2 separate regions of the Homo sapiens genome follow, and region 1 is linked to region 2. A link is an interaction called in ENCODE POLR2A ChIA-PET data of the cell type or tissue named here. Cell type or tissue: MCF 10A. All regions are shown on one strand. Links, peaks and the distances in the headings refer to the core of each region. The heading gives the core; the rest is flanking DNA.

Region 1 (5,363 bases), core at 155-5,154, 190 kb after region 2:
GAATTGAGCCTGGCTACATGGGGTGGAATGCCAATTCCTTCCTAAGCAATTCGAGAGGGCTGAATAATCATACAAAAAAAATTGTTATTGCAGCAGTGAATCCACACTGAGCCCTTGCTCTGTGTCAGTGCTGGGGTGAGCATTTTGTATCATCATAATATGTTGTTATAGTTTGTGTGTGTGTGTGCATATACATATCGGCAGACCTCATTTTATTGTGGTTTATTGCGTTTTGCAGATATTGTGTTTTCTGAAGTTGAAGGTTTGTTGCAACTCTGTGTCGAGCAAGTCTATCAGCACCATTTTTCCAACAGCATGTGCTCACTTCATTAGCATTTTTTAGCAATAAAGTATTTTTTAATTAAGATATGTACATTTTTTAGACATAATGCTATCACACACTTAACAGACTACAGTATAGTGTAAACATGACTTTTATATGCACTGGGAAACCAAAAAAATTTGTGAGTTGCTTTATTACAATGTTAGCTTTATTGTGGTGGTCTGGAACCAAACCCGCCATATCTCCGAGGTATATTATATTATTCAGGGGAATATTGTATAGCTTTTCACAATTTTGTCTTCAATTTCAGAGGTCCACAGACCCCTCAAAACCAGCTCTGGATACCAGGTTGGGAGGCATTGCATGCCAGGAAGTTTTGCGGTTATTCACCCCCAGGTGCTTCACAATTGGGCTGAGAAGCAGGCCCTGTTGTCCCCATTGTACAGTTGAGCATGAGGGAGGAGAGTGGGGAGGTAGGGAGGGTTGGGGGAGGCCTGGAGCCACCAGGCTGTGGTGCCTGGAGAAGGCATTTTCAGTGGCTGTGGGAAAGCTCCAGGACAGGAAGGCCAGGCTGCAGGGCCCACATGGAGCCAAGGGCCTGCAACCCTGATAGGCACGCAGGAGCTGGATGCCTGCTGGAGTCCCACAGGGCACTTCTGGAACTCCACGCATCTTTATCATGTGAATAAGAGAGCAAAAATAAGAGAGCAAATCCCTGCAGCACCAGATCGGAGAGGGAACACAGCCAAGAAGCCAAGACTCAGGGAGTCAACTCCCTGCCCTACTCTCAGCTCCTCTGGACTGGCTGCCCCCCACCCTGTGCTCTCCTTGACACCCACAATCCTTCTGTCCTCCTCTCCAGAAGCCACTCTGCTGTTCTAACTCCACCTGAGAACCACCCAGGATGCCCTGTGGCGTCATCTGAAGGGAGAGAGACAGGCTGGCTTCCTACTGGCCTGACCTCCCTCCTGTTGGGTAGGACACTCAGATCTTAGGCCTAAGTTTCATTCAGCCTCCCCCATGGCCCGCCCTGGTGCTAGTCTGGTCACGCAGGTGAAGGGGTGTGTGCAGACACAGCTGGTTAGGCCAGGTCCAGCTCCTGCACTGAATCCACCTCTGGAATACCCTCCTGGGGCAGCCTCCTCCTCCTTCCCAGGTGTGCCCCGGCTGCGTGGGATACACTGCACTCGGATCTGGGTGGACCTGGCTGAGCTTCAGGGTGGACTTCATAGTCTTGAGGTCCTGGAGCTTGTGAGGGGTGACCGAGCCAACAGTGAGGGTTACAACAGGGAAGTCATTGGCCCAGCCCCCACCTGGATGATGGTGCCAGCAACGGGCAGGAAAACCTTGAAGCTTTCCTCCCGCAAATACACCCTGCCCTTCACCCTGGCCTGGACTTTGTTTCTGGCGGTGGTTGTGCCTGTTTCTCTTCCTTTTGGCTCTTCCAGGATGCATGGGAACTGAACTGCAGCCTCCGGCCTCCTGCTGCAGGTCCCTGTTGTCTGCCTCCCCGTGGCTCACCTCAGGTGGGGAGAGGGAAGCCTGGAGGTGCACTGGGGCCTGCCCTCCTGGCCTCTGCACACGAAGGCTGGACTTGGAGGGCCTGGGCCTCAGAGACCCTCCATCCCCATTGGATGAGGGCGGCAGCCACACCAGCACTCCCTCACCTCCTCCCCTGCCCTAGTCTTAGGGGGGAACTTGTTCCCTGGGCCTGGCAGGGCAAGCAGGCCCCGGCCCGCCCAGCCCCAGCGTCGCTGGCTCAGGTTTCCTCGCTTTCTGGTTTTCTCATCTCCCCTGCCCCAGGCGCTGTTGCCTGCTCTCTGGCCCAGCCCCCACCCACTAGGAACTGGATCCCAGGGAGGGGGAGTGTTGGGAAGGGGGCTGGAGAGGGGGCTCGGGGCAGGCGGTTGGGTGGCACCAGGAGGAGGCAGGCCATGGGGACTCACTGAGGTTCCGTGTGCAGCCTTCTCCTGCCCAGCCTGCCCCAGGGGCTGGCTCTGAGCCGATCAAAAGCTGGAATGACCTGGCCTCTCCCTAAAGCTGCCTCCAAGCCGTCTCTGCTGTTGTTCCCTCTACCACAAATGTTCTTCCCGGACTTCAGCACCAGTCTAAACCCTGTGTTTCCTCTAGACGTGGGCCCTTAGCTGCCTCTTTCACCAATAAACACTGCCCTTTTCAGCACAGGCTCAGTATCCCTTCTTCATCCTTCTGCACTGGGCCCCTCAGGCATCCCGAGCCTTTTCCAGGAGCTCTAGACTCTCACCTCTGGGCCTTGGCACATGCTGTTCCCCTGTACCTGGAATGTCTTTCTTGTCTCCTTCTAGATCCAGACAGGCATCATCTCCTAGGAAGCCAGTCCTCATGGCTGGGTCAGGAGCTTCACTGGGCCCCTGCAGGTCCTACACCCCTTTTCAGACATTAAAAGATCCTGCCCTGGGGACCCAGACCCTTCTGTGTTCTCCCAGTGGGCCCCACATGAATCTATCAGCAACTGCTTCCATGTGAGTCCAGAGCGAGAAAGGGACACGGGGCACTGAGATCCTTGCCTGTTACCCCACACCCTTCATTCTGTGTGTCTATGCATGTGTGTGTCTGTGTGTATGTTGGATAGTAAGAGAGGTGGGGTTGAGTGGGCCTAAGCTCGGCTGGATTCGAAGTGACCTGTGACCGTTGGCCAGCCTGAGTACATCCTGTTTAGACAGAGCCCAGACAGCCATCCCTCACTCCCTTGGGCCTACCCAGCCCCCACTGGGGAGCCCAGTCCTGGGCCTAGAGCTCAGTCTGTATCTGGTTCTGGCGAGGGCTCCCCAGTAAGAGTCTGGGTGGAAGCACTGGCAGGGGTTTTGTCTCTGGGTACCTAGGCCCTGGGTCAGTAATGATCAGGCAGCCCCAGCCATGAAAGTGGTAAGGGTGAAGGGGGAGGGGACTTGACTGAGGAGCCCCTCCCTGTGTGGAATAAACATTGCATCAGGAACCCAAACAGGGGGCCCACACTAGCAACTTCTCAGCTTTCTTCAGCTCAGCAGGGGCGGCTCTGTCCTTTCAGCCTGAACCCTTTCTTTCTCATCTACACCCAAACCATCAGCAAATACTTTTTTGTTTGTTTGGTTTTTTTTTTTTGAGATGGAGTCTCACTCTGTGGCCCAGGCTGGAGTGCAGTGGCACGATCTCAGCTCACTGCAAGCTCTGCCTCCTGGGCTCACACCATTCTCCTGCCTCAGCCTCCCGAGTAGCTGGGACTACAGGCGCCCGCCACCACACCCGACTAATTTTTTGTATTTTTAGTAGAGACAGGGTTTCCCTGTGTTGGCCAGGATGGTCTAAATCTCCTGACCTCGTGATCTGCCTGCTTTAGCCTCCCAAAGTGCTGGGATTACAGGCATGAGCCTCCACACCTGGCCAAGCAAATACGTTAAATTTCACCCTCAGAACACATGAAATATCAGGTGGCCACTTTTCGCCTCCTGGGCCAGCAGAGGAGCCTCGTTAAGATGGAAGCCAGGTCCCGCCTCTCTCACTCATCGCTCTCCATGGCTCCTACTTTATTGAGAGTCAAAGCCAAATCCTTGGGCCATGCACGATGGCTCACGCCTGTAATCCCAGCACTTCGGGAGGCCGAGGTGGGCAGATCACTTGAGGTCGGGAATTCAAGACCAGCCGGGCCAATATGGTGAAACCCCATCTCTACCAAAAAGTACAAAAATTAGCCAGATGTGGTGGCCTGCGCCTGTAATCAATCCCAGTTACTCAGGAGGCCGAGGAAGGAGAATTGCTTGAACCCGCGAGGCGGGGATTGCATTGAGCCAAGACTGCGCCACTGCACTGCAGCCTGGGCTACAGAGCAAGACTCTGTCACAAAAAAAAAAAAAAAACCTACAAAAATCTAGCTGGGTGTGGTGGTATGTGCCTGTGGCCCCTGCTACTCTGGAGGCTGAGGCGGGAGGATTGCTTGAGCCTAGGAGGTTGAGGCTGCAGTGAGCCGTGATTGCACCACTGCACTCCAGCCTGGGCCACAGAGTGAGACTCCATCTTGACCAAAAACTAAAACAGAAAACAAAGCCAAATCCTTGGAGTGGTCATCAACACCCCTTCACCCTGCACACCTCTTCCCCACCTCTCTGACTTGTGTCCTCCTCCCTCTTCCTCCCACTCCAGGCACACTCCAGCCTCAGGGCCCTGCAGCAACCGTTCCCTTGGCCTGGATGCCCATCCCAGACACCTCCATGGCTTCTCCCTCACCTCCTTCAGGCCTTTGCTCAGATATTACCTCCTCAGTGATGCCCATCCTGACCACCACCATCTCCAGCATTCTGCATCTCCACTTACCTTCCCTCTCTTCTTCCCTTACCTTCCCTCTCTTTTTCTTATTCCAACATACGATATAATTTACTTATTTTCATGCTAAGCTGCCAACCAAGAATGCAGAGATTGTTGTCTATCTATTGCTCCTCCTCCAGCACCCAGAATGGAGACAGACACGTGGTAGGTATTGAATGAATAACTCGATGGGGCTGTGAGCTGCTTTCCCCTCTCACCCTTACCTGGAGCTGAGAATGGGGCATGGAGAGATGCCCATTTGCTGTTTCCCCACACTGCTGAAGAGGTGGATGGAGGAGAGAGGGTCTTAAGTTGCAGCATCAAGGACTCAAGATAGACTCTGCTTTAACTTAAAAGGCATTGCAGCTTTAACCGTGAGCTCTCCAGGGACAGGCATAGTCCCTTAGGCAGAGGTGTTCCTCAGGACTAGGAGAGACCTAGGCAGCTCCCTGACAAAGCTGCGGTGACAGGCTCTGATCTTGGGAGGTTTCTGGCTGCCTCCCAGGCCTGCATCTGCTGCGCACACTCCCTCCATGTGTCTGTGTGGCCACAGTCCTGGGGGAGGGGGGCCCGAGGAGGGTCCTGCAGCCAGGACTGCAAGCTGAGATCTGGACTTACTTAGTTCCAAATGACTGGGGAATGTCCCTTCCATGACAGCGGTGGCGTGGCCTCCCCTAGTTCCTTGCTCCCAGCAGAGGAGTGGGGCCCAGATGAAAGCAGCCCCTCAAAAGGAGGGGGGGCTGGTGGGCAGACACTGGGCACC
Region 2 (5,363 bases), core at 248-5,247:
CCTGTTGAATCAACTGCTGGGAGTGGACCCTAGGCATCAGTAAATTTTAAAAACTCCCCAAATTATTGTAACATGGAGTCTGGGTTGAGCATCACTGCTCTGGCCTATTTAGGAACTTGTGGATGGATAGTGTCCCAGGTCTGTGTGTGCATGGAGACCCTCTCATCCGGTACAAGAGGACATCACAAATTCAGCTGGGGGGAGCACAAAGTTGTGACAGAATGCAAAGAATGAACAAGGGGCCGAGCGCGGTGGCTCATGCCTGTAATCCCAGCACTTCGGAAGGCGGAGGCGGGTGGATCACCTGAGGTCAGGAGTTCAAGACCAGCCTGGCCAACATGGTGAAACCTCATGTCTACTAAAAAATAAAAAAAAATGAGCCAGGCGTAGTGGCGGGTGCCTGTAATCCCAGCTACTCGGGAGGCTGAGGTGGGAGAATTGCTTGAACACAGGAGGCGGAGGTTGCAGTGAGCCGAGATCGTGCCACTGCCCTCCAGCCTTGGCGACAGAGTGAGACTCTGTCTCAAAAAAAAAAAAAAAAAAAAAAAGAACAAGGCTGGGACATTGCAGCGTTCTCAAAGAGAAATAAAGTAGCCATGGAGATAAGAAGCAGGATGATTTGGGCATGTTTATCAGAGGTAGAGACAAGGGAGAAATCAAAGATAAGTTTGGGCTTTTGTCTCCAGTAACTGGGAGCCTAGTGGCCATTTTTGCTGCAAAGAGGAAGCTGGGCAAGTGTAGCAGTGAGGCTGAAGAAAAGGGAATTAAATTTTGGCCATGTTCACTTGAAACGTCTTTTAGACATCCTAGTGAAGGTACTGGCACGGAGGATCTAGTCTGAGGGTTTAGGTCAGTGTTTCAGCCGTGGATCTGGGGCAGATGAATGTAGACAGACCAGGCCAGTGATCAGGACTGAGCCCAGACTTCATCGTGAGATATGGAAGTTGAGTCAGAATCTGCAAAGGAGCTGAGCAGGAGCTGCAGGGGGTAGGAGGAAAACTGGGAGAGTGTAGCCCCTGGGAGTCAAAGGGAGCAAGCTTCAAATGATGCTGAGGGGGTGAGAATGGAGAATGGAACACTGGATTCCATTTGGTAGTACACAGATCGCTGAGGACCCTGTCCCGGGCAGTTTCCTGGAGGAAGAGGCAAGCCTGGCTGGAGTGGGTAGAGGGGAGAGTGAAGGCGAAGGATTAGAGTGTATAGAGACCAGTGTCTTGGTCTGAGGGGAGTAGAGACAGGTGACAACCACAGGGCAGACGTAGGTTAAAGGTGTTTAGTTTTTCCTTCAAGTAAATGGGCAGATGTATTCCATATACGTTCCCAGTGAAGGGCCGGGTGCGGTGGCTCAAGCCTGTAGTCCCAGCACTTTGGAAGGCCGAGGCGGGTGGATCACCTGAGATCAGGAGTTTGAGACCAGCCTGGCTAACATGGTGAAACCCCGTCTCTACTAAAAATACAAAAATTAGCTGGGCATGGTGGCGGGCGCCTGTAATCCTAGGTACTCAGGAGGCTGAGGCAGAAGAATCGCTTGAACCCAGGAGGCGGAGGTTGCGGTGAGCCGAAATCGCGCCATTGCACTCCAGCCTGGGTGACAAAAGCAAGACGCAGTTTTTTGTTGTTGTTTTTTTAATTGCCAATGAGGAAAGGGGAAGTTCTGTGCTAGGCGATAGAGATCCAACTGTTGAGCAGGCCTCTCTGCCTGTGGCCTTCCGGCCGGTTTCCAGACGCCCAGGTGGCCAACATTAGAGTCCGCGTAGCAGTGTGAGGTAACCCACTGAGATAGGTCGGGCCTGCGGAGCCTGGCGAGCAGCGGCCCTCTCCCTGGGGCTTCCCTTCAATCTCCGGGACATTTCCCCGACCTGGAGCTCCTCCGCCTCACCGCCAGGCCTCTCTGCAGATTGCAAGTTCACCTGCCACTACCGCTGCCGCGCGCTCGTCTGCCTGGACTGTTGCGGGCCCCGGGACCTGGGCTGGGAACCCGCGGTGGAGCGGGACACGAACGTGGTGAGCGCGGGGCCGAGGGCGTATGGGAAGGGCGAGGATGGGCAGGCCACAGTGCAGGCATTCTCGAGGGCTGCCTGGGTGCCGCGCGCAAGGAGCGTTCTAATTGCCGATTTCCCGGCGGCACAGAGAGGCTAATTCTGCGCGGGGGCTGGGAGGGGAGCCTGGATTGCCGGCTCCGCAAGTACTCCACCCGCTGCAAGCGGACCCGGGCCCAGGCTGACCCAGGCTCCGCGCACGCGCACTTCCCGCACCTTCCCGCCCTCGCCTCCGGCCAGAGGCCACTCTTGTGCGCTTGCCCGGACGCTGGCACCCGCCCCCGTTCCCTGTGGTAGGTGGGGTCTGTGAGTGGAGCTCCGGAGCGATGAGGTCATTCCTGGGGGCGAAGCGTGCGTGTCCCCGCCCCGGCGTTCCTGCCCCAATGAGACAAGAGCTAGATCCCGGCGATCTACGTTTCAGTCTTAACGGTTGCGGCGCGGCTCTGGCCCGGGCGCACGCGCACACTGACACGCGTACACGCACGCACGCGACCGGGGCGGTGGTTGGCGGCTACGGACGCGCAGGACTGGGGGACGGGCGGGTACGGCTATGGGCGAGGCGGAGGCGCCTTCTTTCGAAATGACCTGGAGCAGCACGACGAGCAGTGGCTACTGCAGCCAAGAGGACTCGGACTCGGAGCTCGAGCAGTACTTCACCGCGCGAACCTCGCTAGCTCGCAGGCCGCGCCGGGACCAGGTGGGAGCCAGGGGGTGCCGGCGGGCGGGAGGGGAAGCGGTCGCTGGAGCTCCGCCCTCCCCGGTCCGTTGCCGCGTCCTGGGTCGGTGGGCAGCCCCACCCTCCTGGCTACGTGGCTCCCCGCGGGTCCTGGCCGGGGACCTGCCCGCGGAACCGTGCGTAAGACCCCGATTCCACCGCCTAGATGCTGGGTGCCGGGGCCCCCTTGGTTTCTGTCACAGACAGGTTGAACACGGAAAAAGCAGCTGTATGGCTTGTGGTAGACCTGAGCCGGGCATTATCCAGCTATGACTAAAGCCGACCGAGCAGTTTGGACTAGCACCTCGATTTCCGCGTTCGAATGCTCCTGCTCCCTCCTTGGGGAGACTAGGGGAGGATGTGGAGAGGGAAGAGTCCTCGCCAGGAATTGAGAAGTATGTTTAGGAAAACTTGAGAGGCAGAGAGAGATCCTGCTCCTCCATCTGCACTCCTGTATGGAGCCAGCTGAGCCCTCACCTCTTCCCTGTTCTGGCCTGTCACCAGCTGCTGGAATGTGGAAGATTCTGTTCCCTTCCTCTAGGGTGGATCTGGAGAAAGATTTGGGAATAGATAGGAAAGAAGTCTTGTTTTGGACCATAAGCATTCAGGAGCACTTTACCCACAGGAAGGGGGAAAGCTAGATTATAAAATGCCTAAAGAGGTGGAAAAAGAGATCCAGGTTACTAACCCAGGACTGTAAGGTGTCTCGGAACCTCCTAGGTATCCCCATTATCGGAGAACTGTGTGCCAGATGCCATTGGTGTGACCACCAGGCTCAGAGAACCAGGCCTAGGCACCAGGAAAAAGAAACAGGGACTGTGAAGCTCAGTATGCCTGGCAGAAATGGGGCGGAAATCCTTATTTAAGTAAAGAAAGTGGAGTTGTGAGTGATGCTTCAGATAAAATTTTACAAAATTCCTTACAAAATGGGTGGTGCTCAGCACGCCAAAATCTTAGCCCAGAGCTTGGGTGCAAGGGTTGAGTTGAGTGTAGACCCCTGGGCTTGTCTTCATGTCAGTCAGTCCTGAGCCATTTTCCACTGTGGAAAGGTGGGAAAACCACAAGACACTAACCAATTGAAAAGGAGGGCTAGCCACGGAGGTGCACACCTGTAATCCCAGCTACTTGGGAGGGTGAGGCAGAAGGATCACTTGAACCTGGGAGGCAGAGGTTGCAGTGAGCCAAGATCGTGCCACTGCACTCCAGCCTGAGTGACAGAGTGAGACTCTGTCTCAAAAATAGAAAAGGAAGCCAAGTACGGTGGCTCACACCTCTAATGCCAATGCTTTGGGAGGCCAAGGCAGGTGGATCATTTGCAATCAGGAATTCGAGGTCAGCCTGGCCAACATGGTGAAACCCTATCTCTACTAAACATACAAAAATTAGCCGGGCATGGTGGTGTGTGACTGTAGTCCCAGCTACTTGGGAGACTGAATCACTTCAACCGGGAGGCAAAGGTTGCAGTGAGCCAAGATCGTGCCACTGCACTCCAACCTGGGTGACAGGGTGAGGCTCTGTCTCAAAAAAAAGAAAGAAGGCTGGGCTTGGTGACTCATGCCTGTAATCTCAGCATTTTGGGAGGCCAAGGCAGGCAGATCACTTGAGGCCAAGAGTTCGAGACCTGCCAGGCCAACATAGCAAAACCCCGTCTGTACTGAAAATACAAAAAAATTATCTGGCCATGGTGGTGTGTGCCTGTAATCCCAGCTACTGGGGAGGCTGAGGCAGGAGTATCACTTGAACCCAGAAGACAGAGGTTGCAGTGAGTCGAGACTGGGCCACTGCATTCCAGCCTGGATGAGAGAGCAAGACTCTGTCTCAAAAAAAAAAAAAAAAAAAAAGAAAGAATAGGAGGCTGAGAAGTCCCAAGTTATATGTTAAAAAAAAAGAAAAAAACATCAGTTTTAGGCCAGGTGCAGTGGCTCACACCTTTAATCCCAGCACTTTGGAAAGCCGAGGTGGGTGGATCATGAGGTCAGGAGTTCAAGACCAGCCTGGCCAAAATGGTGAAACCCCGTCTCGACTAAAAATACAAAAAATTAGCCAGTTGTGGTGGCAGGCACCTGTAATCCCAGCTACTTGGGAGGCTGAAGCAGAGAATTGCTTGAACCCAGGAGGCAGAGATTGCAATGAGCCAAGATCGCACCACTGCACTCCAGCCTGGAAAACAGAGCGAGACTCTGTCTCAAAAAAAAAACCATCAGTTTTTATGGACAGTGGTAGAGTGGAGGGTGGGTCCCTATGGTGCAGAAGGGAAATTCCATGGTCCTGCTGTGCATCCGACTGGGATGGCTGTTGAAATCCTCTTCCAGCAGGCAGCTTTGGAAACAGAAAAAGAAACTCTTCCTCCTTTAGAATCCTGGAAGGGCTGTGCAGTGCCTCTAATCCAAGTCTGTTTTCTGAGTGAAGATAGGGAGGTTCATCACCAGAAGGGAAGGGGCTGGAAATGAGGTCACTGCATCCCAGCCCAGGGCTCCTGGGTCATCCAGGAAGGGAAGAAGGAGCAAGCTTTCTCATTGTTAGGTAGGAGCTCAGAGCCATCACAAGAACAAGTTAGCACCATCCCTGTGCCCTCCCTGTTCTGCAAACAAAATGATCTTCCTTCTTGC

What was found. Peaks named below come from ENCODE experiments on the same cell type or tissue, not always from the same donor. Only the 100,000 strongest peaks of a DNase experiment are listed, where the experiment ranks them.
Region 1: POLR2A ChIA-PET joins it to region 2 with 6 read pairs; 4 of 35 experiments call an interaction of 5 or more read pairs at or near these places.

The regions. Positions count from the first base shown.
Region 1 is chr3:50,147,832-50,153,194 of GRCh38, reverse strand. The region is part of intron 1 of SEMA3F-AS1 (SEMA3F antisense RNA 1); the gene reads left to right. Among named protein-coding and RNA genes, the nearest start is that of SEMA3F, 4.8 kb to the left of the region's middle. RefSeq lists an enhancer at 1,876-2,547. In MCF 10A, for the core only: no CTCF peak of the experiment used is centred there; DNase peaks (open chromatin) are centred at 1,274 and 2,154.
Region 2 is chr3:50,334,546-50,339,908 of GRCh38, reverse strand. It overlaps RASSF1 (Ras association domain family member 1), which reads left to right. Exons shown (of 6, transcript NM_007182.5): 2 at 1,898-2,004. It overlaps RASSF1-AS1 (RASSF1 antisense RNA 1), which reads right to left and starts at 2,398. Exons shown (of 1, transcript NR_109831.1): 1 at 1,609-2,398. RefSeq lists enhancers at 1,535-1,624, 1,705-1,964, 1,792-2,363 and silencers at 2,435-2,614, 2,685-2,994. In MCF 10A, for the core only: no CTCF peak of the experiment used is centred there; DNase peaks (open chromatin) are centred at 2,388 and 4,228.